Linked DNA regions of Homo sapiens: region 2 is linked to region 1. A link is a loop called in an ENCODE intact Hi-C map of the cell type or tissue named here. Cell type or tissue: heart left ventricle. All regions are shown on one strand. Links, peaks and the distances in the headings refer to the core of each region. The heading gives the core; the rest is flanking DNA. Region 1 holds the start of TSPEAR (thrombospondin type laminin G domain and EAR repeats). Region 2 holds the start of KRTAP10-9 (keratin associated protein 10-9).

Region 1 (11,538 bases), core at 2,790-10,789:
CATCTGTACTAAAAATACAAAAAAAAAAAAAAAAAAAAAAAAAGGATCCGGGCGTGGTGGCATGCATCTGTAGTCCCAGCTATTTGGGAGGCTGAGGCAGGAGAATCACTTGAACCCGGGAGGCAGAGGTTGCAGTGAGCCGAGATTGCGCCACTGCACTCCAGCCTGGGTGACAGAGTGAGAGACTGTCTCAAAAAAAAAAAAAAGCAAAAAGAAAACAGATCCTACCATCAAATAGGTCACATTGAAATTCCCTAGAGGGCTGGGCACAGTGGCTCACGCCTGTAATCCCAGCACTTTGGGAGGCCAAGGCAGTTGGATCACAAGGTCAGGAGTTCGAGATCAGTCTGGCCAACATGGTGAAACTCCGTCTCTACTAAAAATACAAAAATTAGCTGGGCATGGAGGCGTGCGCCTGTAATCCCAGATACTCGGGAGGCTGAGGCAGGAGAATCGCTTGAACCCAGGAGGTGGAGGTTGCAGTGAGCCGAGATTGTGCCATTGCACTCCAGCCTGGGCAGCAGAGTGAGACTCCATCTCAAAAAAAAAAAAAAAAAAAGAAATTCCCTAGAACAGTGGTTTCCAGGCTTTTACGCTTTAATTTAGGAGAATCTTTTTCCCCCAAAGTGACATTACGTAGAACTCCAATATATGATAATAATAAAAGCAGAACTCCTCTGTTTGTGAAGAGGTCAAGATCCAGGAGCCTCACACCCTCAGTTCAACCCCCTCCTCTTCCTCCACCTCCTCCACTCTCCCCGCCCTACCTTAGCGTGTATGTTGGAAAATAATTTCAGAAGCACTGCCCTATCTATCTTTTTATGTATTTATTTATTTTTGAGACAGAGTCTCACTCTGTCATCCAGGCTGGAGTGCAGTGGTGCAATCTCAGCTCACTGTAACCTCTGCCTCCTGGGTTCAAGCTATTCTCCTGCCTCAGCCTCCTGAGTAGCTGGGACTACAGGTGCATGCCACCAGGCCAGGCTAATTTTTGTAATTTTAGTAGAGACGGGGTTTCGCCATGTTGGCCAGGCTGGTCTCGAATTCCTGACCTCAGGTGATCCACCCACCTCGGCCTCCCAAAGTGCTCAGAATACAGGCATGAGCCACTGCGCCCGGCCCTATCTATCTATCTATCTATCTATCTATCTATCTATCATCTATCTATGACATATTTTTCTGGAAAATCACCCACTTCCTTTGTGTGTGTGTGTGTGTGTGTGTGTGTGTGTGTGTGTGTATACATATATGAGTGATTTATTTTAAGGAATTGCCTTATGTGATTGTGGGGGCTGGCAAGTCCAAAATCTGCAGGTGAGTTCAGCAAGCTGGAGATCCAGGCAAGAGTTGGTACAGCAGTTCGAATCTGAAGGCCAACTTCTGGCAGAATTCCCTCTTCTTCATGGGGAGGTCAATCTTTTTCACAAGGCTTTCAGTTGATTGGAAGAGGCCCACCCACATGATGGAGATAATCTGCTTTTCTCAAAGTCTCCTGATTTAAATATTAATCTCATCTAAAAAATACCTTCACAACAATATCCAGGCATGTTTGACCAAATATCTGGGTCCCATGGCCTAGCCAAGCTGACACATAAAATTAACCCTCACACTAGCAAATGTGAGAGCATCATTAATTTTCCAAATGAAGGCACTTTCTCTGAGGATACTTCTCATGGGCTCTGAGCAGGCAGTCCTGGACCCGTGGAAAAGGGGGTAGCTTTCCTGAGAGTGTGGGACTCAGTTTATGTCCAGCATATTTTTCTTTACTCACTTGGTTCAATATGATGAATGCTATTTTATAGTACCACTCCTTTCAGTCTAGTGAAAAGAGGTGATTAAGAGGAAAAGCAGAGGGTGGAGATAAGCTGGGCATTAGGTTCTATTTGACATGAAATTAATTAGTTAATCCTGGGCTCCTTACCATGGAGATTTACAAAGTATCTCTATTTCAGGACTGGTTCAAATGTCTCCCATTTTGTGACTCTTTCACCAACTCCTCAAAGCCATACCCCTCCTGTAGGCTCTTGTGGTACTTTTTTTTGTCAGGTGGAAATCTGTATGGTGGTGTCTGGTGAGTGAAAGCAGAGACAAGTGACAGGGACATCAAACCCTGTGAATGTTGGTGGAGTGAGGGCCGAGGCAGAGCTAGAGTTGCTCAGGAGAGCTTCAGGGATAAAGAGGAATGTTATGTGCCAACCAGGGAAAAAGAAATGGAGAGTATTTAATGATCATGAACATATATACACCTAACAATATAGCATCGGAATTTATAATACAACAATAGACAGAATTACAGAGAGAAATGGAACAGAATAGAGAGCTCAGAAACATACGCACTCACACAAACACACACAAATTGTAGGCAATGTTGGTAAAACTGTCTACTATATGGAGAAAAAGCAGGGTAAGACCTGGACCCAAGTACTTAAAATATGTCTAAATGTATTAAAGATCAAAAACTGAAAGGAAGAATTATAAAGCTAATAAAATATCAGGTCCAGGGGAAAAACAGAATATCTAAGGGCTTGGTAAAACATAATTTTAACATACATCTAGAAAACTTGGGTATTCAAAAGACTCATAGATAAACTCATGAGAAAAGGAAGAAGGACAGAACACAAAAATATGCAACATTAAATATGAGAAAACAGAATTGCAGATGCAGAAGAGATTTATTTTAAGGACATTTTATGTTAATTATTTGTTAATAAATTTGAAAATTTGGAGGAAGTAGGTGATTTTCCAGAAAACTATGTCATCACTATTATCTCATGAAAGAGTAAAAAACCAGAATAAACCAATAATCATAACAGAAATATGAAAGTTTAAAGCATTTACCACCTGAAGAGTCCCCAGCTGGAATTGAAATGTAGAGTGTATATTAGCTATTTTTATGGGATCAACGATATTTTTCTTAGATGTGATAATCTTATTGTAGAAATTTGGAGTGTCCTTATTTTGAGGTGACAGTGCAGAGATATCTAAGAGTGAAAATCATGTTAATAATTTACATCTAAATGATTCAACAACAAAAAAGAGTTTACATGGGCACATGTAGACATGAGAGAGAAAGCAAATGTGACAAAGTAGTAACTAGCAGTGCATTGGGGTGAAGAGTGTTTGTCAAATTTTCTGTAGGCTGGAAAAGTGTTTTAAATGTTGCAAGGTGAAGAAGGCTCAAAAGTTTTCACAAACGAGTTCCAGTTTATCTTTAAGAAACAAATTTTATTAGCCAAAATATTCTAGACCATATAAAAGCATGAAAAGCACTCCAATTAATTTTATAAAGCTAGCATAATCTTAGTATCAGCCCACAGTCAAGATAATGAGTTCATTCACTGATTGGTTACACATTTATTGAATGGCAGGCACTGAAGATACAAGGCTGAACCTAAAGAAGCATGGTCTGGGCCACCTGGAGCTTCCAGTCTGGGCAAAAACACACACAATGATCACCTAAACAAGGGATGAAAACCACCACCCTGAAGTAGGGGCAGCACATAGTGCAGTGAGAGCTCCTAATGGGGTGGCTTTCCGCAGAGGAGTTAATTGGGATGGGGACAGAGGAAGGGTGTTCAGGGAGAGGGCCCAGCCTGGGGGCAGCCTTGGTAGGCGGAAGCTCATCATGGATGCGTGCCTGGGAGACCCTAGTGGCTGCAGCATAAAAGGGAGGGCAGGTGCAGGGCTGAAATTGCAGCTGGGTGGCAGGCGAGACCACTCCAGGGCCCTATAGGTCACATCCTGGAATGTCGTCTTTATTCTGGGGGCAACCAGAAGTCCTTGAAGGGAGTTCTGGCCTAACCAGTTCTGGGTTTTGCAGAGACTGCTCTGAATAGATCCAGGGGACCTGAAGGAGATGTGGGAGACTATTGGGCAGTGAAGGCTATGGGCAACGAAAGTGGCTGGACCAGGAAGGTGGCCAGGAAGGAGAGCAGGAGTGCTTGAGGTTAAACTCAGTGGGTCTTTCTGAGAGAGATGCCAAGGATGACTTGAGGATTTCTAGCCTGAACCCGTGGATGGGGGGTCATTTTTGAGATGGGAAACATTTCCCACCTCAGTGGAGAGGGGTGGGCTGTGGCACCCATTTCTTAATCTCTGCATTTAGGGAAGACCAAAGCCTGAGGGGACTGCCTGGAAACAGCACTAAGAAGAGAAGAATGTGTATAAAGGCGACATCAGACTGAACTCAGCAGTATATTAAAAGAAAAATGCATCCTCACTCTGTGTAATCTATTCCAGGAATGTAAGGAGGTTCAGCATTAGGAAAGCAATACTTGTAATTAATTCCATTAACAACTAAAATTGGAAATGTGAAACCATATCAACTGATGTGCAACAGCATTTAAGAAAATTCAGCAGCCATTCCTACTCTGAGAGGAAAAGAGGGAAAATTCTTTAATATGTTAATGACTACCAAACCCCACAGCCATTACCATTGAAATTTGGAATGAAATAAGAAGTCTACTATTGCCACTATTTTCAACATTTGTTTTGAAGGCTCTAGTTCATGCTATAAAATAAGAAAACAAATCTATTGGTACACATAGTAAAACTGAAGAGGAAAATTATTTATCCTAGAAAAACAAGAGATTCTAAAATCACATAGTAACTTCAAGGTTGCTAGATATAACTATAAAAAATGAAACAATTTTCTTTATACAAGCAATAACCAATTACAAATAGAAATGGGGGAATATGTTTACAATAATGATGAAATCACAAAGAAATTTATAGGAAGAACTTTACAGAGAAAATACAGGACCTCTACAGTCATAACTATAATTTAAAAAAATAATTGAAGATTGGAATAAACATATCTTCAGCGGGAAGACTTCATATCATAAAAATGTCCACCATTCTCAAATTAATCTATGGAGGTATTGCCATTCTAATAGGTATTTCTATAGTGTTTTTTCCTTGTTTGATTTTGATTTGGGAGGTGCAGATGGAAACCAATAATTTTTAAAGTCCATGTGGAAGAGTAAGTATGTTATAATTTCTAACACATTTTTGAAAAGGGAAACTAATGCATATATTATCAGTATGAACCCTTACTATAAATACTGTTATTAAAATAATATAATGCTGGCAAAGGAAATTGACAGAGATAAATAGAGCCAAGATTAATGGAATAGAGCCAAGATTAATGGAATAGATCCAAGTATATATAGAAGCCTAATTAATCATAAATGTGACATTTCAAGGTGGTGGGAAAGAAGTATGTAATAAATGGAATGTGCATAATGACTTTCTGGAAACAGAGTTAGATTCACTGCACTCCATATGCAAAATCACATTCCAGATGGAAGAGAGATCTAAATAGACACATACAATTCAATAGCAAAAAAGTCTAAAAATTGTAATTCAAAAATTGTCTCCAAGTTTAGTGAGCATTAGAATAAAAATTGTATTTTAAGACCCATAAAGTCTCAAAGAAAATATTGCTGACTAAATGAACATTTTAAACACCTGGCAAAATGACAAGGTAAAACAAAGCATCCAAAAAAGGGAAGCAGGCCAGGCGTGGCGGCTCATGCCTGTAATCCCAGCACTTTGGGAGGGCGTGGTGGCTCACACCTGTAATCCCAGCACTTTGGGAGGCCAAGGCAGGTGGATTACTTGAGCTCAGGCATTCAAGACCAGCCTGGGCAACATGGCGAAACCCCATCTCTAAACACACACACACACACACACACACACACACACACACACACACACACACACACACACAGAAGCAATCAGGATAAAGCAGACAAAGGGTAATACCCTACTATTTAAGGATCTCTTCAAAAGAAAAAAAAAATAAATGGGAACCCTAATGTAATGGGTCAAGGGTCAGATTCTAGTGTTAGATTTTAAGAGCCAAAATTTCCTCTCCTTGGAGGTCAAGATTAATAATTATGTTGTTCTTAGTCATATAAAAGACCTACAGTATTTCTTGTTTGAAAAAAAAGAGAACTCTTTATGTGAGAAAATAATCTCTTATTCTCTTATTAAATAACTAATGAGATCTAAATGACTTTCAAATTGGAATTCTAGCCTGCATTTTCTGGAGACAATGGACCTCACTTGTGCCTGGTCAGTTGACTCAGTGACTGATGGAGCCAACTGCTCAATGATGGGGAGCCCAGCCTTGGATGGCCTGGCCCAACAGCATATAACCCCAGTGTATTAGTTCATTCTCACACTGCTATAAAGAACTACCTGAGACTGGGTAATCTATGAAGAGGTTTATTTGACTCACAGTTCCACAGGCTTAACAGGAAGCATGAATGGAAGGCCTCAGGAAACTTACAATCATGGTGGAAGGTGAAGGGGAAGCAAGCACGTCTTACCACGGTGGAGCAGGAGAGAGAGAGCAAGGGAGGGAAGCACCACACACTTTTAAACCATCAGCTCTCCTGAGAACTCACTCACTACCACGGGAAAAGCACGGGGGAAATCCACCATCATGATTCAGTCACCTCCCACCAGGTCCCTCCTCTAACACTGGGAATTATAATTCAACATGAGATTTGGGTGGAGACTCAGAGCCAGGCCATATCACCCAGAGAGTTGGCTAATGCTCATTGTCCAGGCTTGCCAAGTACTCCCCAGTCTATCTAAACTCATTGTCAAACACCACGTGTGTGCCTTCTCTTTTTTTTAGATACCTTTTCAAATGTCATACAACAGTGGTCATTATATACCAAGTGATGGTGTATCCTGGAAGAATTTTTGTGTCTTTAAATTATTAAAAACCAGCCTGGGCAGCATAGTGATGCTATTTCTACAAAAAAATTAAAAATTAGCTGGGTATGGTGGTATGTGCCTCTCTGGTCCCAGCTACTTGGGAGGCTAAGGCAGGAGGATCACTTGAGGCCAGGAGTTCCAGGCTGCAGTGAGCCATGATCTTGCCACTACACTCCAGCCTGGTGACAGAGCAAGACACTATCTCTAAAAAAGACAACAAAAACCAAAATACAAAGTCCTTCTGGGGTTCATAGATCACAGAAGTGATGGTTTAGTTTAATAAAACACAAAACTGGAGGAGTGAATGTAAGAGTGTTATTTTTGTAACATAAAGTTATCATTTTCAGTTTCTCTTTGAGCTCTGTTCCTTGTTTTCTTGGAGAATGCATTGTTCCCTGGTTGGGGCATGTTGAATATTTAAAGACATGGACACACTTCACAGCCGCCTTTGGCCAAACAATGACACGCTAAGGGTTACTTCTGCAGCTTGATGAAGCCCGTGATGACCTCCTGGGGTTTGTTACTGATCTGACTTGATTAACAACCTGTGTCCTTAGAGGATAGATGGAGCCCTCCTCCTCTTCTATTGATCGTCTCTGTTTCCCTTGAAGCAGACAAATTGAGTGACAGCCTGCACCAGGATGTGTTTGGGGGAAGTTCTTGGAACATTTTCTCTTTTGTCGTTTGGAGGCAGAGTTAGCAGACCTGGGATGGGCTGCCGTTCCTTCCTATGCTGTGAGGGCCTGGTGCCCCGTGAATTCCCTTGTTAACAATGCAGCACTTACCCAACCTGCTTCTCGGGAGTGAAGCTCAGTTCTGATGTCTGATGTTATGGCAGGGACATGCTTTCTTCTTTGCACATGCATTTCTCTTAGTGGGTTCTGGGGATTCGTCTCCATGAGACTTTGATACACATGATGTGGAGGATTTCTCTCTTTTCTTTTCCTCTTTCTTTCTTGCTTAGTCTATTTTCACACCGCTATAAAGAACTACCTGAGACTGGGTAATTTACGAAGAAAAGAGGTTTAATTGACTCACAGTTCCACAGGCTTAACGGGAAACATGGCTAGGAGACCTCAGGAATCTTACAATCATGGCGGAAGGTGAAGGGGAAGCCAGCACATCTTACCAAGGTGGAGCAGGAGAGAGAGAGAGAGAGCAAAGGGGAATGCCCTATACCTTTGAAGAAACAGATCTCATGAGAATTCCATCATGAGACAGCACAAGACGGATGGTGCTAAAGCATTGGAAACCACCCCCATGATCCAATCACCTCCCACCAGGCCCCTTCTTCAACATGTGGGAATTGCAATTTGACATGAGATTTGGGTGGGGACTCCTTCCCCTCCCCTCCCCTCCCCTGCCTCCCTCCCTCCTCCCCTCCCTTGCTTCTTTCCTTCCTTCCTTCCTTCCTCTTTCTTTCTCTCTCGACAGTCTTCCTCTGTCTCCCAGGCTGGAGTGCAGTGGTATGATCATGGCTCACGGCAACCTCCACCTCCTGGGCTCAAGTGATCCTTCAATCTCAGCCTCCTGAGTAGCTGGCACTATAGGTGCACACCATCACGTCCAGCCAATTTTTAGAATTTTTTGTAGACATGGAGGCTCACTATGTTGTCACTGTTGGTCTTGAACTCCTCGGTTCAAGCAATCTTCCCAGTTCGGCCTCACAAACTGCTAGGATTTCAGGCGGGTGCCACCTCGCCCAGCCTAAGCAGGCTTCTGATCACTGATGTCTCAGAGCTCCGCGTGGGTGAGCCAAGCTTGTGTCCCTGAGGAAGGGGCTGTGGAGTCCACCTGCAAATGCACCTGCTTTTTCTCATCGAGCATTTTGGAGCTGGTGTTCCCTGGGTCGTGGTTCCAGAAATGCTGATTTAGGTACGTTATAGCTATCACTTAATTTATAGGACAGCCCTACCACATGTGTCCTCCTAGGCACATTTTACAGACGTGGAAGTTAAACCTTGGAGAATGTAAGTGACTTGTCCAGGGTCACACAGGGAGCTGTAGAGGAGGGAACTCTGAGCTTTCCTCCTGCGCTCAGCACATCTTTGTGAAGTTTCGTATGTGAGGAGGATTTCCACTGGCTCACCCTTAGTTATCTTTGAGGCTATTACTAGTGCTACTGCATCAAATGTAACATAAGAAAAATTTTGCCGGAAGGGTTCAAGGCAGCTTAATTGTGATTGTTTAAATTAGCTCTGGAGTGCCACCTGCCCATCATTTGGGGGGAGTCCCCATCCCCTCAGGGGCGTGGTCTCAGAGGCCACTGTGACCCGCAGCTGGCCTGGGAGCGGCCTGGCCCAGGACAAAGTTCTCATGGATTGGGACACAAAAGAGGAAGACTCCATTTATTCCATTTACACAACGATCAGGCCTTTCGCTCCTCTGAGGAACCACGTCGTCCCTCATTAGGTTAGGGTTGTCAGGAATGGTGCTATGTGGAGCGTTTCCAGCTGCTGAGCCCCAGTGGGGTGGGGAGCCCACTCAGGAAGCCTCTGTCCTGGCACTGCATGCCCACCGGAGCTGGCAGGGGGTCCTGGGGGGTGAGGGAGACACACCCCACCCCAGGGCTCACTTGGGTGCTGGAAGAGGAGTCACATATAATGGGAGACCTTCAACCTCCCTTCATATGATGCCAGTTAACTCAAGCCTCATAAATAGGACTACGAATTAATATCTGTGAATTAATATTAACTATGAATTAATATCCCTGGGGGCAGGGCCGGGTAAAAGAGGAAGCGAGAGGGAGACAGAATGAGCCTGTCCCATCGCAGGGGCTGTTTATGGGAAGAGCCTCCAGAGCCCCAGGAGCTCTCTGTGCCTCCCCACTTTCTCCCTCTCCCTCTAGGTCTTTCCCCAGTCTCTGTCCCTCTCTTCGGCCCCTTTCTCCTTCCCTCCCTCCATCTCTGTCTCTCTCCACAAGCCCTAATGACAGGGTCTATGCTCTTGGAAAACTCATTGTGTCAGAGGTCCCAGAGTGGGGGCTTCCTTCTGAAACTAGCAGGAGTGTGTGCACTTTGTGGGCCTGTGAACCAGGGAAAGCCATCGGCCTCAGACCAGTTTGCCAGGGCCTCCACACCAGGCACAGAAACGCAGCACCCAGTTGCGTTGGAGATTTCTGCAAGAATGCTGCGTTCAGTGCTGTTTGGAGAGGGTAGGGGGGCAGGGCACTTTTGTAAAAAGAATACTTCTAGTTAATAGCTGCTCCCCTCGAGTGGCATGCCCATTGCAGTGTCGAGAGGTCAGATGCGAGGGTCCTCGGCTCTGGATGAGTGACCATGGCCGTGCCCCTTCCCTGAGGGACACTCACCCACTCCTTCTCATTAGCTGTTCCCTTTAAGGACCGACTTCCCTCCAGAGGGAAATTCCTGAAACCCAACAGTTGACAAACCCACACACCCTCGGGAGGGCTGGGCACCAGATAAAAAGCCCTCCGAGGGAGCCCAGCCCCTCCTGGGGATGGACGGCCGCTGCCGCCGGGGGACCCAGCAGAGCCCGGGACCTGCCGCCTAGACCCCCAGCAGAGCCTGGGATCTGCCTCCAGGACCACCCCCCACCCCCCGCAGAGCACAGGACCTACCTCTGGGACCCCCCCTCCCCACCACAGCAGAGCCCCGACCTGCCTCTAGGACCCCCTAGCAGAGCCCCGACCTGCCTCTGGGACCCTCCAGCAGACTGTGGGGACCTGCTGCCCAAACCCCCAGCCAGAGTGCACCCGCCCCACCCGCTCCCGGCCTGCCATGGTCGCCTGTGCCCCTGGTCCTAAAAGGCGGTGAGCCCAGGGAGCCTGCGCCTGAGGGAAACGGGTCTCCTAAGTTTCTCTGGCTTGTTCTCAGCTCTCCGCAGCACGATCTATTTCTGTCTTTCCTTTTGGAAAGTGTGCTTTGCCAGCGACTAATCCCAGGCCGGGCCGAGATTGTTATCACCTGTCACCTGCACGCAGGGCCCAAGCCCATCAGGGAAATGAAGAGATAAACCAGCGGCTGCAGCCCAACCTGCCAGGGGCCACCTGCCTCCCGCAGGCAGCAACCAGAAGCTTCCCCACTGCGACCGCCAGGGCCACCTCTGTCCCCGCCTTAGGCCGCTGGCATGTGGCCGTCGCAGTGACCCCCGGGGGCCCCGCGGCCGCCCCTGGAAAGGCTGACGCAGACGTCTGAGGAGCAGCCACTTCCCTGCAGGCTGAGCGGAGCCCTGGATGGAGCTTGGCACCCAAGCCCCTCATGTCTGCCCTGCTGAGTCTGTGTTTTGTGCTGCCCCTGGCGGCCCCCGGCCACGGCACGCAGGGTTGGGAGCCCTGCACAGGTAAGGCAGGGGCATGGGAACTCGGGCGGGGGTATCTTGCCGGGGAGCTGGGAGGGGTGTCGAGTCACAAATGCCACTTTCTAACACTGATTCAAGCCGCGGTGCCCGAGGACGCTTTGGCAGGACTGGCAGGTAGCACCCTGTGGAGATGGGCAGAGGCGGGAGGAGCACAGGTGGGGAAGATGAAAGCGCAGGGCAGGCAGTTGCAATAGAAACGCGGCTCTTTAGAACGCACGCAGGGTGGGGACGAGCTTCAAGAGCTAACCAGCAGCCACCGGGGCCTCCACAAGTGCTTACCTGCTGGGCCTCCCGGGAAAGGCTGACACCTGCTTTGGGAATGAAGAATGAAGTCGCAGCAGCCCGGGAGGCTACTGTGCACGAGCCATTTCCTTAGCTGGTGGAGGTGCCCCCAGCCTGCACTCAGCAAAGCGAAGGGCCACACCGGCCCTGCTCCTTCCCCACATGAGCAAAAAGCTGGAGACACAGACACAGCCCCAAACACAA
Region 2 (17,026 bases), core at 4,584-12,583, 89 kb after region 1:
ACTTTTGGGTTCTTTTCAACTTTTGGCTAGTGTGAATAGTGCTTCTATAAACATTCTTTTTTTTTTTTTTTTTTTTTGAGACAGAGTCTCCCTCTGTCACCCAGGCTGGAGTGCAGTGGCCCCATCTCGGCTCACTGCAACCTCCACCTCCCGGGTACAAGTGATTCTCCTGCCTCAGCCTCCCAAGTAGCTGGGATTACAGGTGCGCACCACCACACCCAGCTAATTTTTTATATTTTTGGTAGAGACGGGGTTTCACCATGTTGGCCAGGCTGGTCTTGAACTCCTGACCTCAAGTGATCCTCCCGCCTCGGCCTCCCAAAGTGCTGGGATTACAGGCATGAGCCACTGCGCCCGGCCCTATAAACATTCTTGTACATGTTTCTGTTTGAACACCTCTTTTTAATTCTGTTGGGTATATACCTAGGAGTGGGAACTGATGAGTTGTATGGAATTCCATGTTTACATTTTGAGGACGTGCCAGACTGTTTTTCACAGCATCTGTACCATTTTATATTCTCACTAGCAATGTACAAACATTCCAGTTTCTCTTCATCCTTGTCAACATCTGCTACCTTCTATTTGTTGGTGTATGTGTGTGTTAAATTATAGCCATCTTGGTGGGTATGAAGTATCAACAGCATGTCATTGTGGTGTGGATTTCTGTTTCCCTAATGACCAATAACATTGAGCTTCTTTTCCTGCGTGTATCATCCATTTGCATATCCTCCTTGGAGAAATGTCTATTAAAGGACTTTGCCTATTTTTAAATTGGGTTGACTTTTTGTTGTTGAATTATAAGAGTTCTTTATATATTCTGGGTGTTAGATCCTTATCAGAATTATGATTTACAAGCATGTTCTTCCCTTGTGTGGGTTGTTTTACTCTCTTGATAGTGTCCTTTGATGCACAAAACTTTTTAATTTTGATGACATCCAATTTATCTATTTTTTCCTTTTGTTGCTTATGCTTCTGGTGTCATATCTAAAAAACCATTGCCCAAAATAAGGTCATACATATTTACTCTTATGTTTCCTTCTAAGAATTTTATGGCTTTATCTCATATATGTAGGGCTTTGATCCATTTTTAGTTAATTTGTTGGTGTGAGATGTAGTGCAACTTTATGATTTTGTGTGTAGATATCCAGTTGTCCTAGCACCATTAAAACAGAGACAGGGTATTGCTCAGCCTGTTGCCCAGGCTGGAGTGCAGTGGCACAATCATAACTCATTGCAGCCTCAAACTCCTGGACTTAAGTGATCCTCCCACCTCAGTTTCCCAGGTAGCTGGGACTACAGGTGCACACCACTATATTTGGCTAATGAAAAAACATATTTTTTTAGGGACCAGGGTCTTACTCTGTTACCCAGGCTGGTCTCGAACTCTTGGCCTTAAACAATCCTCTCATCTCAACCTCCTGAGTAGTTGGGATTACAGGCATAAGCCATCATTTTATAGCATTTGTGTACCTAACATCAGTTATAAACATTCATGTACCTAACAAACATCAGACCCCCAAGATATATCAAGCATAAATGGAAAGAAGAGAAGAAAGAAATAGGCAATTCCAGTTCAACAATAATGTTTGAAGACTTCAATAAGTCACTTCCACTGATTAAAAAAAATTTTTAAATAGAACTAGATCAAAGATCAATAACGAAATAGAGAACTTGAAGAACACTATAAACAAGCTAGATCTAATATGGCCGTGTATAAAACATTCAACCCAACAACAGCAGAATACAAATTCTTCTCAGTTCTCCAGATTAGACCATATGTTAGTCCAAAAAACAAGTCTCAATAAATTTAAAATTATTGAAATCATATAATGTATCTTCTCTGACCACAGTGGGAATTAGAAATCAATAACAGAAGGAAAACTGGAAAATTCACAAATATGTGGCAATTAAACAACACATACTTATAACAACCAGTTGATTGAAGAATAAATCAAAAGAGAAGTTAGAAAATACTATGGGATAAATGACAGTGACAATATAACAAACCAAAACTTATGGGATACGGCAAAACAGTTTATGGAGGGAAATTTGTAGCTATAAATGCTTATATTAAAAAACAAGAAAGATCTCAATTCAGTAATCTAACTTCACACCTTAAGGAACCAGGAAAAGGAAGAGCAAACTAAACCAAAACCTAGAAGAAGGAAGAAAATAAAGATTATATGTAGAATACAGGGAGCAAATAAAGAAATTGAGAATAGAAAAACAATGGAACCAACGAAGCCTAAAATTAGTTTTTTGAAAGCAACAATAAAATTTACAAACCTTTAACTAGACTGAGAAAAAAGAGAAGGCTCTAATTATTAAAATCAGAAATGAAAGTGGGAACATTACTGCTGACCTATATAGATAAAAAAGACTATAAGAGAATATATGAACAATTGTACACTAACACATAAAATCAATAAAATTTATTCCATTTAAGCATGTTTAGTGATATTAAATACATTCATAATGTAGATAACCTAGATGTAATGGATAAATTCCTATTAACATACAAACTACCAAAACTGATACCTTTATTAGTGTTCTTTATTTCTTTTCTTCTTTTTCTTTTTGAGATGGAGTCTTGCACTGCCACCCAGGCTGGAGAGCAGTGGCACGATCTTGGCTCACTGCAACCTCTGCCTCCCAGGTTCAAGTGATTCTCCTTGCCTCAGCCTCCCAACTAGCTGGGATTACAGGTGCCCACCACCACACTCAGCTATTTTTTTTTGTGTGTGTATTTTTAGCAGAGATGGAGTTTCACTATGTTGGCCAGGCTGGTCTCAAACCCTTGACCTTCTGATCTGCCCGCCTCAGCCTCCCAAAGTGCTGGGATTACAGGCGTGAGCCACTGTGCCCAGCCAGTTCTTTATTTCTTAATATGGCTTCAAGTTATTGTCTAGTGCCCTTTGATTTCATCCTGAGCTGTCATTTCTTGTAGGGCAGGCCTACTGGCAATAAACTCTCTCAGCATTTATTTATCCAGAAGTGTCCTAATTTCTCCTTTAGTTTCAAAGAATCATTTCATTGGACACAGACTTCTTGGTGGACAGTTTTTTTCTCTTTCAGCACTTTAAGTACATCATCCCATTGCCTTCTGTTCTTCATGGTTTTTGAAGAGAAATTGGCTGTTAATCTTCTCTCTTCCTGCTTTCAAGATTCTTGTTTTGTCTTTGGCTTTCAATAATTTAATTTTGTGTTTCTGTGTGGATCTTTTTGAGTTTATTCTACTTGAAGCTCATGGAGCTTCTTGAATGTGTAGATTCAATGTGTTTCATCATATTTGGGAAGTTTTTGGTCATTATTACTTCAAATATTTAAAAAATTATTGTAGTTAAATACACGTGAAATTTATCCCATTTTAAGTGTACCGTTCAGTGATATTAAATACATTCATAATGCAGTGCGGTCATTGCCACCATCCGTCTTCAAAACTTTTCATCTTGGAAAACTGAAACTCTGTCCCCATTAAACACTAACTCCACATTCCTCCTCCTCCCCCCAGGCACCTGGCAACCACCATTTTACTTTCTGTCTCTATCATTTTTCTTCAAATAGTTTTGAGTGCTCCATTCTCTCTCTGCTCTTCTTCTGACACTGCTGTTAAGTGTGCTGTTGGTATGTTTGATGTTGTCCTACAGGCCAGTTAAACTCTGTTCAGTTTTAAAATTCTTTTGTTTTTGTTTGTTTTGAGATGGAGTCTCACTCTGTCATTCAGGCTGGAGTGCAGTGGCATGATCTTGGCTCACTGCAACCTCCGCTTCCCAGGTTCAAGTGATTCTCCTGCCTCAGGCTCCCGAGTAGCTGAGATTACAGGCATGAGCCACCACGCCCAGCTATTTATTTATTTATTTTATTTTTAGTAGAGACAGGGTTTCACTATGTTGCCCCAGGCCGTTCTCAAACTCCCAACCTCAAATGATCTGCCTGCCTCAGCCTCCCAAAGTGCTGGGATTACAGGTGTGAGCCATCACGCTCGGCCTCTTTTTGTTTTTATGCCCTTCAGACTGGAGTATTTCACTTGACCTATCTACCTGTTCTCTAATTTTTCCTTCTGTCTGTTCAAATCGGCTGTGGGACTTCTCTAGTGAAATTTTCATATCAGTTATTATACTTTTCAACTCCAGAATTTCTATTTGATTCCTCTTTATAATCTCTCTCTTTATTGATATTCTCTCTTGGTTGAGATGTTGTTTTCTTAGTTTCTCTTTGTTCTTTTGTCATGGTTTCCTTTAGCTCTTTGAGTATATTTAAAAGAGTTAATGGAAAGACTTTGTCGAGTAAATTCAATCCTGGGCTTCTTCAAGGACATTTTTCACTACTTGGCTTTTTTTTCTTTCTTTACTGCGAATGAACCATACATTCTTGCTTCTTTGCATGCCTCATAATTTTTGTTGAAAACTGGACATTTGGAATATTATAATTTGATAATTCTGGATGGCACATTCTCCCTCTTCCCTGTGGTTTGCTGTTGCTGGTTGTGTGGCTAGTAGTTTTGTTTTGTTTTTAAGTGACTTTCCTAAACTATTTTAGTAATGACTATACTCTTTGTCATGAAGGGGGTCACTATTCCATTTGCTTAGTGCTCAGATAGTAATTAGACAGAGTTTCTTAAACACCTGGAGTCAAAAGATGTTTTTTTCCCAGTCTTTATAGCTGGACTCTGTGTGTTGGTCCACACCCTCAGTGCTCACCTGGGCGGTTTGCGACTGCCTTCCCCTTCACTTCCCCTTCACTTCCTGCCTTCCCCTTCACTTCCCCTTCACTTCCTGCCCTCCCCTTCACTTCCTGCCCTCCCCTTCACTTCCTGCTTGCTCAGAGCCTGCAGTTCAGCCAGAGGTGAGCACTGAGAGCCTCTCAGGTCTTTTCTGTGCCCCATCATGGGCATGCATGGGGGCCTTATAGACTCCCAAGAATATGTGGAATCTTCCAATGCCCTTATTTCCCAAAGCATCTAATTTCTCAGCTCTTCCTCCCAGGTTTTTTGGGGTGTCCATTGTTTTCTCAACTGATATCCTTTGTCCAGGTGGCAGTGACTGGTTCATTTGCCTTTAAATGTTCTGACCAAGCCTCTGTGTAGCTGCTTCTCTGGCTGGAGGGAATCTGAGTTGGCGAAATAAGGCAAGCCCTGTGTGTTAGTCCTTCAGGAAGCCGTCACTACTGTGCTCCTCTCCTGCCTTGTTCTGTTAGATCTTTAGAGAAGAAATTATTTACCTTCACATTTCACTTCCCCAGTGCTTGTTCCCCCTCTGCCCACCACAGGATGCCCCTGCCCACAGAATGTGACTGGAAAGCCCCTCATCAAGGTCTCCAAGAACTCCCATTCCTAAATCCTGAGTTGGTTTCTATCACTGTGAGTGTGTGTACCACGGCCCCTGAAGCCCTAGGTCACTCTCCATACCACTCAGGAAGCCTGTGCAAGATGCTCCTGACCCCCGCGACAGCCCTGTGGCCCCCACTTTCCCTGCACCCATCCCTGTGTGGCCTGTCTCTTCCAGCACAGCTGCCTGGCCTGCGCTCCATCCCCACCTTCCCCTTCTGGAAGCGAGCCGTGCCTCCTGCGGTGGGACCAGTGAGAGTTCCCCTTATGAGCCAGGCACTGGGGACAACAGGATGCCTAAACAGGAACCATTTGGTGGGTGTCTGAGGCCTCTGGACAGCGTTGTTCAGCAGGTGAAGGAGTCCATGTGAGCAGAATTTCCCCGAGGGTCGTGTCTCTGTCCAAATGTCCATCGCTGCAGTTTATGGACAGGGAGCGTCTGCCCCAGCCAGGCCCCACTGGGGATCTTCGAGGCACAGGTGGCCTCACTGCCACCCTCACTCCTGCCTCAAGGGCCAAAGCCAGAGCCCCCTGATATGGGCTGACTTGTGATGCCCCCGAATTCACATGTTGAAGTCCTAAGTTAAGGTCCTATGGATGGGCCCTAATCCAATGACTGGTGTCCTCTTGAGAAGAGGAGATGAGGGCAGAGACACACACAGAGGGACAGCCCCGTAAGGACACAGGGAGAAGACTGTGTCTGCAAGCCCAAGAGAGAGTCTTCGGGAACCAGCCCTGCCACACCTGGGCCTCAATTTCCAGCCCCAGGACTGTGAGGGACCCCATGTATGTGGCTCGAGCCCCCAGTCCGTGGACTTTGTCACAGCAGCCTGAGCTGACACATGCAGCTCCTCTCAGGTGTGGGGGTCCTTTGTGCCCACAGGGTATGGCCGAGGCCCCCAAACCCGACTATGCTCTCCTAAGGCGAGAAGAGTGGGCGGCATCGCAGCCCCGGGTCACCAGTGTGGGGGGTGTGGGTGAGGACTGGAGGGGACAGTGTGGCTCTGGCCATCTGCCTGTCTCCCATGGCAGGAGCTAAGAAACTACCCCCAGGAGGCCTCCTTCCTGCTGTCTGGTCTGGACACATTCCCACACTGTCCTGGGACTCCTCTGTCATCGCCGCCCTGAGACCTTCCTGTTCCCACCGGCCCTCCACCCACCCAGCCCAGCACAGGGAGCTCTGGAGACCACGTGTCTGTTCTCTGCTCTGCATCCCAGCGGCAAGCCCAGGGCTGGAGCAGGGGCCATCCCTGAGCGTCTGTGAGTGTCCACAGGAGGCCAGGATGGCCAAGCTCTCTCCGAGTGGAACTCCTGAGTGCTGGGACAGCTGGAGCCCAAGTCTCCACACCCACCCCCCACCGCCCGTCTCCCACCTCCCAGCACAGCTGGGGCCTGCCACCCCCCGGGACAGCCCCAACCCTTGCCATGGGAAGGAGCTGCTTCTACCCACAGTGAGTGGGGCATTAGCCTGAGTCACGTGGTGTCTGTGGGACTCAGCCAGTGAACAAGGCTTTTGGGCCCCACAGGACCTGGGAGGGGAGCCGGACAGCAGAACGTGCCACGAGGTGGACAGGAGCTTCCAGGTGTCACACAAGAGCCCCCCGAGGCCCCCCAGCTGGGGAAGTAAAGAGATCCACGGGGCCCAGCCCCCCAGAGCCAGGCCAGGCCCCACTCTGCCCCCTCCCGCCCTGGGTGCGGAGAGTCAGCACGGAGTCAGCTGGGGCCGCAGACGCTTTATTGGTGCTCAGGGGCAGAGGGTGACGCTGCTGGGGGTGAGACCCGGGTCAGGAGGGCCCGTCCCCAACCAGCGACCAGCGGAGGGTTGTGGTCTGCAGCCAGGAAGCACCGTGAGGAGAAGCCAGGGCTCGCCTGCCCGGGGGGGAGGTCAGGGAGGAGCCAGTGAGCATCTGAGACCCCGGGGCTGGGCGGCTGTGGCTGGGGCTGCTCCTTCTGTGTTGAGCTGTGCTGAGGCTGGGTGGGCTGGGAGGTCCAAGGACTGGCAGGGAGGTGGGGCCTGAGCCCGGCTGGCCCTGGGGGACATGACCGTCAGCAGCTGGACTTCTGGCCTGAGGAGAAGCTGTAGCAGGCCGGGCGGGAGCACACAGGGCGGCAGAGAAGGGACACACAGGAGGCCTGGCGGCAATAGCTGGGCTGGCGGGAGGAGGTGGGGGCACAGCAGGAGGAGACGGGCACGCAGCAGGCGGGCCTGCACACAGGGCGGCAGAGGAGGGACACAGAGGAGGAGGGTCTGCAGCAGGAGGTGGTGCAGCAAGCCGGCTGGCAGCCAGACTGCTGGCAGCACAAAGAGGAAGCCCCAGAGCAGACAGGCACACAGCAGATGGGTTTGCAGCAGACAGGCTTACAGCAGACAGGCACACAGTAGGACTGCTGGCAGGGGGAGGAAGTGCAGCAAGCTGGCTGGCAGCTAGACTGTTGGCAGCATGAATAGGAATCCTCAGAGCAGGTGGGCGCACAGCACACAGGTTTGCAGCAGACGGGCACACAGCAGGCCGGCTGGCAGGAGGAAGAGGCACAGCAAGCTGGCTGGTAGCTAGACTGTTGGCAGCACGAAGAAGCCCCACAGCAGACGGGCACGCAGCACACAGGCTTGCAGCAGACGGGCACGCAGCAGGCCTGCTGGCAGGGGGAGGAGGTGCAGTAAGCCGGCTGGCAGCTAGACTGCTGGCAGCACGAGGGCGTGCAGGAGCTGGTGCAGCCTGATTGGCAGGGGCTGGGCTCACAGGTCACCTGGCAGCAGGGGCTGGATACACGGCTCACTGGGGTGCAGACCAGGGTCAGGCAGGGGGCCGGGGCGCAGCAGCTGGTGGCGCAGCAGGGGGGCTCACAGCAGCTCTCTGGGCAGTCGTCCACCTGCCAGGAGTCGGAGTAAGCGCTGGAGCGGATGGACATGGTGGACGCGGCCATGCTGGGGTGGGGAGGAGGTGAGCTGGGGGAGGTGTAAGTGAGTGTGTGAGTGTGTCAGTGAGTGAGTTTGTGAGTGTGTGAGGTTCTTGGGGCTCTCAGGCTTTTATACCCCTCCTGGCCTTGTTGTTCCAGGGCCCACAGCTTCCCCTTCCTTGTTGCTGAGAGGCGGCGTCTGCCATGATTAGGGATGTTTGTTTGCTGGTGACATTGCCCAGCTCACAAATCTCCTGTCACACCTGGGCTATAGTCTGTTGCATGTGGAACCTCAGGGGCAGGAGTTGGGGTGGGCCTGATCCCAGCTGGGTTCTGGAGGCAAGGACGGCTGTGGGCGTCTGGTGGGTGGGATGTGGGTGGGATGTGCCTGGGGCCATCTTTGGTTGCTGGGGCATCGTCCAGCCACTGGCCCCAGCAGCCTCAGGACACGGGCTTCCTCTGCAGGAAGCCGGCCCTTAGGAATTATTTCCTGTGGTGCAAACTCCTCCTCTAGTATGGTCCTTCCCCTGCTGTAGGACACAGGACTCGCCAATTTCTAATCCCCATGGCCTCTGTGCCTCCTGCCCTCTGTTCATTGCCCACCCTGTCCTTTGCTTGGGAGGCAGCAGGACTCTGTTCCAGGGCAGGGATCGTGGGCTCAGCCCACTCCTTGCTGAGGCACAATGGCAGCATCGTGGGCTGTGGTTTCGGGTTCTGAACCCGTGAAGTAGCTGTGCTAGGCAGCAGGCAGCCGCCAGCCCTCGCCACTGCTGGAGCCATCTCCTCCGTGTGCCCTGCACTGCAAGCATCTTTTTCTCACCAGCCCTGCCCACAGGCCCCATCACACACCCCCAGGTCAGCCACAGGCAACTCTCACGGCTGCATGATCTTTGATGATGAATTGTTATCACCACAGGGCATGATGAAGTCCCGAGCTTCTTGCCTTATAAAATGGCCCTGATCACTTTCCAGGAACATTGCTACCCAGCAGCTAATTATAATATTGATTGTGATTTCACATTTTTATTTAAAAATTCAAGTACACATACGCATATTTCATTATAAAGTAAGACGTATTACACGATGTTGAGTAGAACGTCTTTGTTGCTGTGAATCTGGCAAAGCTGGAAACGGCCTCTCATTCTAAAAATAATGCTAACATTCTGGGTCAGACCTGTCCCCACAGGGTTTCTAAAATAAGACAGAAGTTGACCAGCTATGGCCAGCTGCCACACCCCACCAGTGCTGCCCAGGTTGTAAGAAGGAGGCTGTGGAGGCAGGGGTGGCCCTTCAGTCTTACGCAAAGTGTGGTGTCCCAGGGAGAGAGTCCTCCAGCTACTGTCCCTGGGGGTGTCTCTAAAGTGGGTCCTCACTGAAGAGGCAGAAGCAGCTGGTAGAAGCACAGGATCACTGGAGCAGCCGGAGAGAAGGTGCAGCAGTGGCCAGTGAGCCCCACAGTGGTGGCCCTGCACATTCCTTCCCCCGTCCCCATCACTGAAGAAATTAGAGCCCAAAACAGGGAGAAGGGGAGCAAGGAAAGAGAGGCCATGCCGCTCCCCGCGGCCTTCCCCGAGGTCCACTCAGACTTGCATGTGGGAACGCTGGGGATAGGACTGGGTTTCAGACAGGATAGAAAAGTTTTGAACTGGTCCATTTTGGGCTATGGATTTGGTTCTGCTCTTTCAGGCCATAGCTTTATGATACGCTTCAATCATAGATAATTCAAGTCCCATTATCAATATTTCTTTTTGTAAAAAAAAATTTTTTTTGTAGAGACCAGAGTCTTGCTATGTTGCCCAGCTGGTCTTGAACTCCTGGGCTCAAGTGATCCTCCTGCCTTGGCCTCCCAAATTGCTGGGACTACAGGCGTAAGCCACCGTGCGTGGCCCATCATCAGTATTTCTGTGCCAAGTCTCCTAACTTTTCATGCTCATTTTCTTTGCTGTGCTCAGCTCCCATTCTTCAAAGGTAAGCTTCATGTGGGCAGGAAGTGTGGTTGTCTTGTTCACCACTCAGTCTCTGAGGGCCTAAAATAATGCCTGGAATAGGGAAGATCCTTCATAAAAATGGGCTGAAATAATAAATGTTTTTGGAGAAATTATCGAAGAGTAATTTTGACCTCTGAAAACGATTCCATTATGCTACCTTTTTCTTATGCTGTATAAAACTCTCTGTCAAGTTCTGCTTTTGTGTGTGGGGAATTGGCTGACATCAGACTGGCCATCTAGCTGAGAAAAGTTAGGAAACCTGGTTTAACAAACAAAATCTCTATTTGAGGGCACCAGGAGTCACCAAGACAGCTGAGACTTGAGTGAGTGAATCCCTATTAGAGGGAAAGTGCACAGAAGTGAGTCTAATATTTCTTCTGGATTTTCTTATTGAGGCATTTACTGATTCACAGACTACAGCCATGAGGCTGAGGCTGAGCACAGCTTTTAGTAGTCTCATACAATTGGAAGACAAAAACATAGAGTTCAGGACCTGACAAGGAGGAGGGATTCTGGTAAAACAACAACAACAACAGACTGTCAGTTGGAAACAGTGAATATAAGTGAAGGATTACGCCCTAGGATGAAGGAAAAAACGGAAAGAAGAATGAAGCCCACCTTTAAATCAGCTCGTATTGAACTCATATGATCTGCCTGTAGCCTAAGTGCCTCCCAGAAACAAAAGTGATCTCTTCTGGAGACAGCAGCATCAACAGAGGCTCAAATCATCTTGGAAATTTTCATGAAGTCCTGGATTCAGTCAAAAATTACTAGGGCTACTAGAAGACAAACCAACTGACCAAAGGACCAAGAGGAAAAAGCAAACAAGAGAAACAGATACACAGGACCTTTAGATATTAGAATTGTCAAACTGGAATTTAAAATAATGCTGATTAGCTTGCTCAAAAAACCAGAGGACAAATGGAGAATTTCAGTGTCAAACTAGATTTATGAAATGGAATCAAACAGAAATTCTGGAAATGAACATAATAGCTGAAATTAAGAACTAAGTAGATTAGCTAGACAACATATTAGACAAAACCAAAGAGAAGATTAGTGAAGAAAGGGAGATGAGGAAATTCAGCCCTGAGTACAGAGATGGGAAAGAAAAGAGGGAAATGAAGAAAGTGGAGTAGTAAGCATGCCCTTATGTTGTAAATAATTATGAATATAAATGGTTGAAATCATAGGAGGAGATGAGTAAAATAAGGGTAGTAAAATATTTGAAGGTTTAATAGACAAGAAGTTTAAAGTGATGAAAAACATTAACCCATAGATGCAAAAAGCATTTAAGAATGTTTAGCAAGGTGAATACAAAGGAAACCATGCCTGTGCATATTGGGGCTGAAATCCAAAGACAGAGAAAAATTTAAAAACAGCCAAGGGAAAAAAAAAGAAATATTACCTTTAAAGAAGCAACAATAGCATTTACAGATGACTTCTCAGTAGAAATGATGGCAGCCAGAGGATGATGGAATGATATATTTACTGTCTGAAAGAAAAGAAGCACCAAGCTAGAATTCTACACCTGGGAAGAAGATCCTCAAAAATGAGGACAGGAAAATGATGTTCTCTGGATGCTGAGAGGTTGTGTCACCAGTAGGATCTGCACTACAGAAAATAAAAAGATAATTAGGCAGAATGAAAATGATCACAGATGGAAGCAAGAAGTCGAAAAGGAAATGAAGTGTAACAAAAGGAGGACAACATGGGGAAATCTAAATGAATATTTACTGTATAAGATGTCTTAGAAGTTGTAAAATATTTATAGAAATGAAATACATGGCAAGAAGATCACAAAATTCAGGAGGGGGCTACATGAAGTTAAAGCAGTCTTAGTACACTATACTATCTGGGAAATAATATAAGATCTAATTTACATTAGACTTTAAAAAGTCATAGATTCATGTTGTAATCTCCACTAGAGTAATGAAAGAATATACAACTCAGGAGGAAGTAGATGAGTGTAGTGGGTTGAATCTTGCCTCCCCAAAAGTCATATCCACCCAGAACCTCACTGTGTTAAGCTGGTCTCGCATTGCTATAAAGAAATATTTGAGACTGGGTAATTTATAAGACGAAAGTTTAGTTGGCTCATGGTTCTGCAGGTTGTACAGGAAACATGGCGCTGGCATCTGCTCAGCTTCTGGGGAGGCCTCAGGGGGCTTTGCTCATGGTGGAAGGTGAAGGGGGAGTGGGCATGTCACATGGCAAAAGAGTAGCAAGAGAAAGAGAGTGGGGGATGGGAGGTGCTACACGCTTAACCAGATCTTGCCAGAACTCCCTCACTATCACAAGGACAGCACTACTAAGTCATGAGAGATCCGCTCCCATGAGTCAAATAGCTCCCCCAAGGCCCCACCTCCAACAGTGGAGATCACATTTCAACATGAGATTTGGCAGGGCCATACAACCAAACCATGTCACTCACAATGTGACCTTACATAGAAATAGGGTCTTTGTAGATGAAATTAGTTAAAATGAGGTCATACCGGGTTATAGTGAACCTTAAATCCAATGACTAATGTCTTTATCAGAGAAAGGAGAAGGAAGTTCAAACACACACACAAAGGGAAGACGGCGTATGACAGCCAAGGCAAAGATTGTCATGAGGCAGCTATAAGCCAAGGGACGCCAAGGTTTGCTGGGAGCACCAGAAACTAGAAGCAGCAAGGACAGAGTCTCCCTTGGAGCTAAGAGAAAGCATGGCCCTGTGGATATCTTCATTTCAGGTGCCTGGCCCTAAGAACTGCGAGATAATAAATTTCCACTCTTATAAGTCACTTTTTTGGTGACATTTGATGTGGCAGCCCAAGGAACTAATACAGTGAGGGGAAGATGGGGGCATAAAAAATCTCAAAACACTAGATCCAAAAGCAGTAAAGCAAGGAGATAAAAGGGAGTAGATTCCTTGCGTAAGCAAAAACCAAAATGAGATGGGAGGTTTAAGCTCAAACGTATCAGCAAAGCCCCACATTCTTGCCAGTCCTGCACAGCAGATGTGTTGTTACTTTAGTCAACACAGCTATACAGAGAGAGTCCTTTGGGGTTTAAGTTTGTATTGCCCTGATGACTCATGATGTGGAGCATGTTTTCATGTATTTATTTGCCATCTGTACCTGCTCTTTAGGGAAGGGTCTATTTAAGTCTTATGTTATATGGCAAAATACTAAGCACCATGGGGTTCCATGCATATAACATTTTGGAAAAGGTAATTGTAAAGGGACCAAAAAAAATGTCAGTGGCTGCCAGGGACTAGGATGGGGATGTGGAATGACTACAAATGGCCATGAGGGAAATGTATGGGATGATGAGAGGAGTCTATGTATTGATTGCGTTGGTGGAGACACAACTGTCTATATTTGTCAAGACACCGAATCCACACAAAAGGAACAAAAATACAAATATCCCATATTGATTAAATAACTTGAATCTAACATCAAAAGCTTTCCTACAGAGCCAACTACAGACCCAAATACTTTCCCTGCTGAATATTCTCAAACAACTGGGAGAGAAATAATACCAGTCTTAAATTTATCAGCTTGTTTTATTAGGCTGCCATAATTTTCCAGACCTTAGGAAGTGGGGCCTGAAGTATTGGCTTCTAGTGAGAGCAACTGAGGAATGATATGTGCTGCCCAGGGGGCCACGTGGATGTTACCTGGGGACATGATGGCCCTACTGGGGAGGGGCCAGCCATAGGCCAGGAAAGGAGCCTGATGAGGAAGCCACTGTCATACAGAAGCTGGAGCAGACTGATCGGCGGGGGCTGGGCCCACAGGACATTATGTAGTGATTAATGTCCATCCATCAATAAGATATATCAATTATAAATATATACATGTTTATCATCAGATCACCAATGTATATGAAACAAAAATGGACAGATTTGAAGAAAGAAATAGACAGTTCCAGTTCTACAGTAAGAGTTTGAGACTTCAATAAGCCATTCTCTCTAATTTAAAAAAGTATAAAATAACAGAACTAAATTTTTATTCAATAAGGAAATAGAGGACTTGAAAAATGACATAAATCTACTGGGTCTAACAGATATGTGCAAAAACACACAACCCAACTACAGCAGAAAACTCACTCTCCTCAAGTTCACATGGGACATTCTTCAGATTAGATTTTACCTTAGGCCACAAAACTAGCCTCAATAATCTAAATTGATTTGAATCATACAGAGTATCTTCTCTGATTACAATGGAAGGAAACTAGAAATCAGTAACAAAAGAAAAGCTGGAATTCACAAATATGTGTAACCTAATAGCACACTTTCAAACAACCAATTGGTCAAAGGAGAATTCAAAGAGAAGATAGAAAACTCTTGGAAAGGAATGAGAAAGAAATCACAGTAACCCAAAACTTAACGAGATGCAATGAAGGCAGTACATAGAGGGAAATTGATAGCTAGGAATGCTTACATAAAAAAATAGAAACATCTCAAATCATTAATTTAACTTTACACCTTAAGGAACTAGAAAAAGAGCAAAGTGAATCCAAATTTAGCAGAAGGTAGAAAATAAAGACTAGAGTGCAGATAAATGGAATAGAAATTTTAAAAATCAATCGAATCAAGGAACAAAAAAGTTGGTTCTTTGAGAAGAGCAACAGATTTGACAAACCTCTGTCTAGACTGATTAAAGGAAGACAGATTCAAATAACTAAAATCGTAAATGAAAATGGGAACATCACTACTGACCTTACGTTAATAAAAATAATTATAAAGGAATACTATGAATATTTGTACCCAACAAATTAGATAACCAAGATGTAATGGAAAAACTCCTATAAACATACAAACTACCAACATGGCTACCTTTGCTGTTGACCTTTCTTCATTCATATTGCTTTAGCTTACTATCGACTGCCTTTGTATTTCAGCCTGAAATAGCATTTCTTGTAAGGGACATCTTTCAGCAACGAGCTCTCAGGTTTTATTTACCTCAAAATGTGTTACTTCTTCACTTTTGAAGGATCACTTTGCCAGATGAAGACGTCTTTTTGGTTGTTGGGTGCTCCCCACCCCTGTGCCCAAACCCAGCATGTTAAATATGTCATCCCAACGCGTTCTGGCCTCCATGGTTTCTGATGAGAAATCCGCTGTTAGTCTTCCGTCCCACTGCTTTTTACATTCTCTCTTTGTTTTGACTTTTGAGAGTTTGATTATACTGTGTTTTTATGTGAATCCCTCTGAGTTAGATTGATGTGTTTCCTCAATTCTGGAAGTTTGGGCCATTATTTCTTCAACTATTTTTTCTGCTCCCACTGTCTCCCCTCCAACTGGAAATCCTGCTAAGTGTGTTGGTATGCTTGATGGTGTCCCACAGGTCTTTTCAGATTTGTTTATTTTTCTTCATTCTCTCATCTGCTCCTCATTTTCTCATCTACTCCTCAGACAAGAATACTTCAATGGATCTATCTTCTTGTTCACTAATTCTTATAGCTGCTAAAATCTGCTGTTGAAACCATATCATGAGTTATTTATTTCAGTGACTGTACTTTCCAATTCCAGAACTTCTATTTAATTTCTTTTTAAATTTCCTCCTATCTCTTTATTGATATTCTCTATTTGGTGAGGTATCATTCTCCTGGTTTATCTTAATTCATTGTCTGTGATTGTATTTAGTTTTTTAAACATGTTTAAGAGAGTTGATTGAAAGGCTTTGTCTAATAAGTCCAATTCTGGGCTTCCTCAGGAAGATTTTCCATTAATTGCTTTTCCTCCTCATGAGTAGCTTATATTTCTTGCTGCTTTGCATGGCACATGCCTCTGGTGAAAACTGCACAGTGACAATTACAAAGGGATATTTCTGGGTATCAGGCTCTCCTCCCTCTGCGCAGTTTGCTGTTGCTGATTGTTGTGGATTGTGGTTGTTTTTGTTTGTTTCTGTCAGTTTTTAAAAATAGTTTCTTCACCATGTGTGCTCACTGTTCTATTAGCTTAGTGCTGAGATAGTAATTTGACAGAGAGTTCCTTAAACCCCTGGAATCAAAAACTTATTTTTCTTCAGGGTTTGTAGCTGGGCTCTGTATGTTGGTCCACGCCTTCAGCACTCGGCTGGGGAGTTTGTGACTCTGCCTTCCCCTTCACTTCCTGCTTGCACCTTCACTTCCTGCTTGCACCTTCACTTCCTGCTTGCTCAGAGCCTGAGGTTCAGCCAGAGGTGAGCAATGAGAGCTTCTCAGCTCTTTTCTGAGCCAGTGCCCCATCATAGACATGCACGGGGGCTTTCTGGACTCTAAAAATATGTGGAACCTTCTAACTCCCTTATTCCTCAAAGCATGTCATCTCCTAGCTTTTCCTCCCAGGCTTTTTAGGGGTGTCCAGTGTTTTCCCAACTGAAAATTTTTGACTTAGGTGTCAGTGACTTGTTCATTTACCTTTAAACGTTGTAACACACACCCTCCATATAGCTGCTCCTCTACCTTGAGATAGTCTGAGTTGGTGAAATAAGGCAAGCCCTGTGTGTTAGTCCTTCAGGGAGCCACCAGACGGTCGAAACAGGCAACTGCACTGCCTTACAAACAAGGTCCACTCTGCTTCCCTGGCAGCAGCACCCCACACCAGGAACTCCGGCTGCTGCCTTCCTGACTGTCACCCAGCTGGGGATGGGGGATGGGGCAAGGGGAAGTTAAAATCCACAAGGTTCTCCTATTGGGCTCTGTTGCTTTTACTTGATTATGTGTTCCCTTGCTTGCTGCAAAGCTTTGACCATTTTCCAGAGTTTGGATAAAGTTGATTTTACCAGGTAGTGTTTGTTTGTTTGTGTATTAGTCCTTTTTCACACTGCTATAAAGATACTATCCA

What was found. Hi-C counts contacts between places; a loop is a spot of excess contacts. Peaks named below come from ENCODE experiments on the same cell type or tissue, not always from the same donor. Only the 100,000 strongest peaks of a DNase experiment are listed, where the experiment ranks them.
Region 2: it touches region 1 in a loop (2.0-fold over the local background); 5 of 110 quality-filtered maps call a loop at or near these places.

The regions. Positions count from the first base shown.
Region 1 is chr21:44,710,929-44,722,466 of GRCh38, reverse strand. TSPEAR (thrombospondin type laminin G domain and EAR repeats) reads left to right here and starts at 10,895. Exons shown (of 12, transcript NM_144991.3): 1 at 10,895-11,034. The coding sequence starts at 10,953. RefSeq lists an enhancer at 10,935-11,538. In heart left ventricle, for the core only: no CTCF peak of the experiment used is centred there; no DNase peak of the experiment used is centred there; H3K4me3 peaks cover 197 bases; H3K27me3 peaks cover 3,617 bases.
Region 2 is chr21:44,618,397-44,635,422 of GRCh38, reverse strand. All of the region lies in intron 1 of TSPEAR (thrombospondin type laminin G domain and EAR repeats), which reads left to right. It overlaps KRTAP10-9 (keratin associated protein 10-9), which reads right to left and starts at 8,330. Exons shown (of 1, transcript NM_198690.3): 1 at 7,045-8,330. The coding sequence starts at 8,251. The coding sequence ends at 7,373. RefSeq lists an enhancer at 8,710-9,405. In heart left ventricle, for the core only: no CTCF peak of the experiment used is centred there; DNase peaks (open chromatin) are centred at 7,467 and 8,982; H3K27me3 peaks cover 2,595 bases.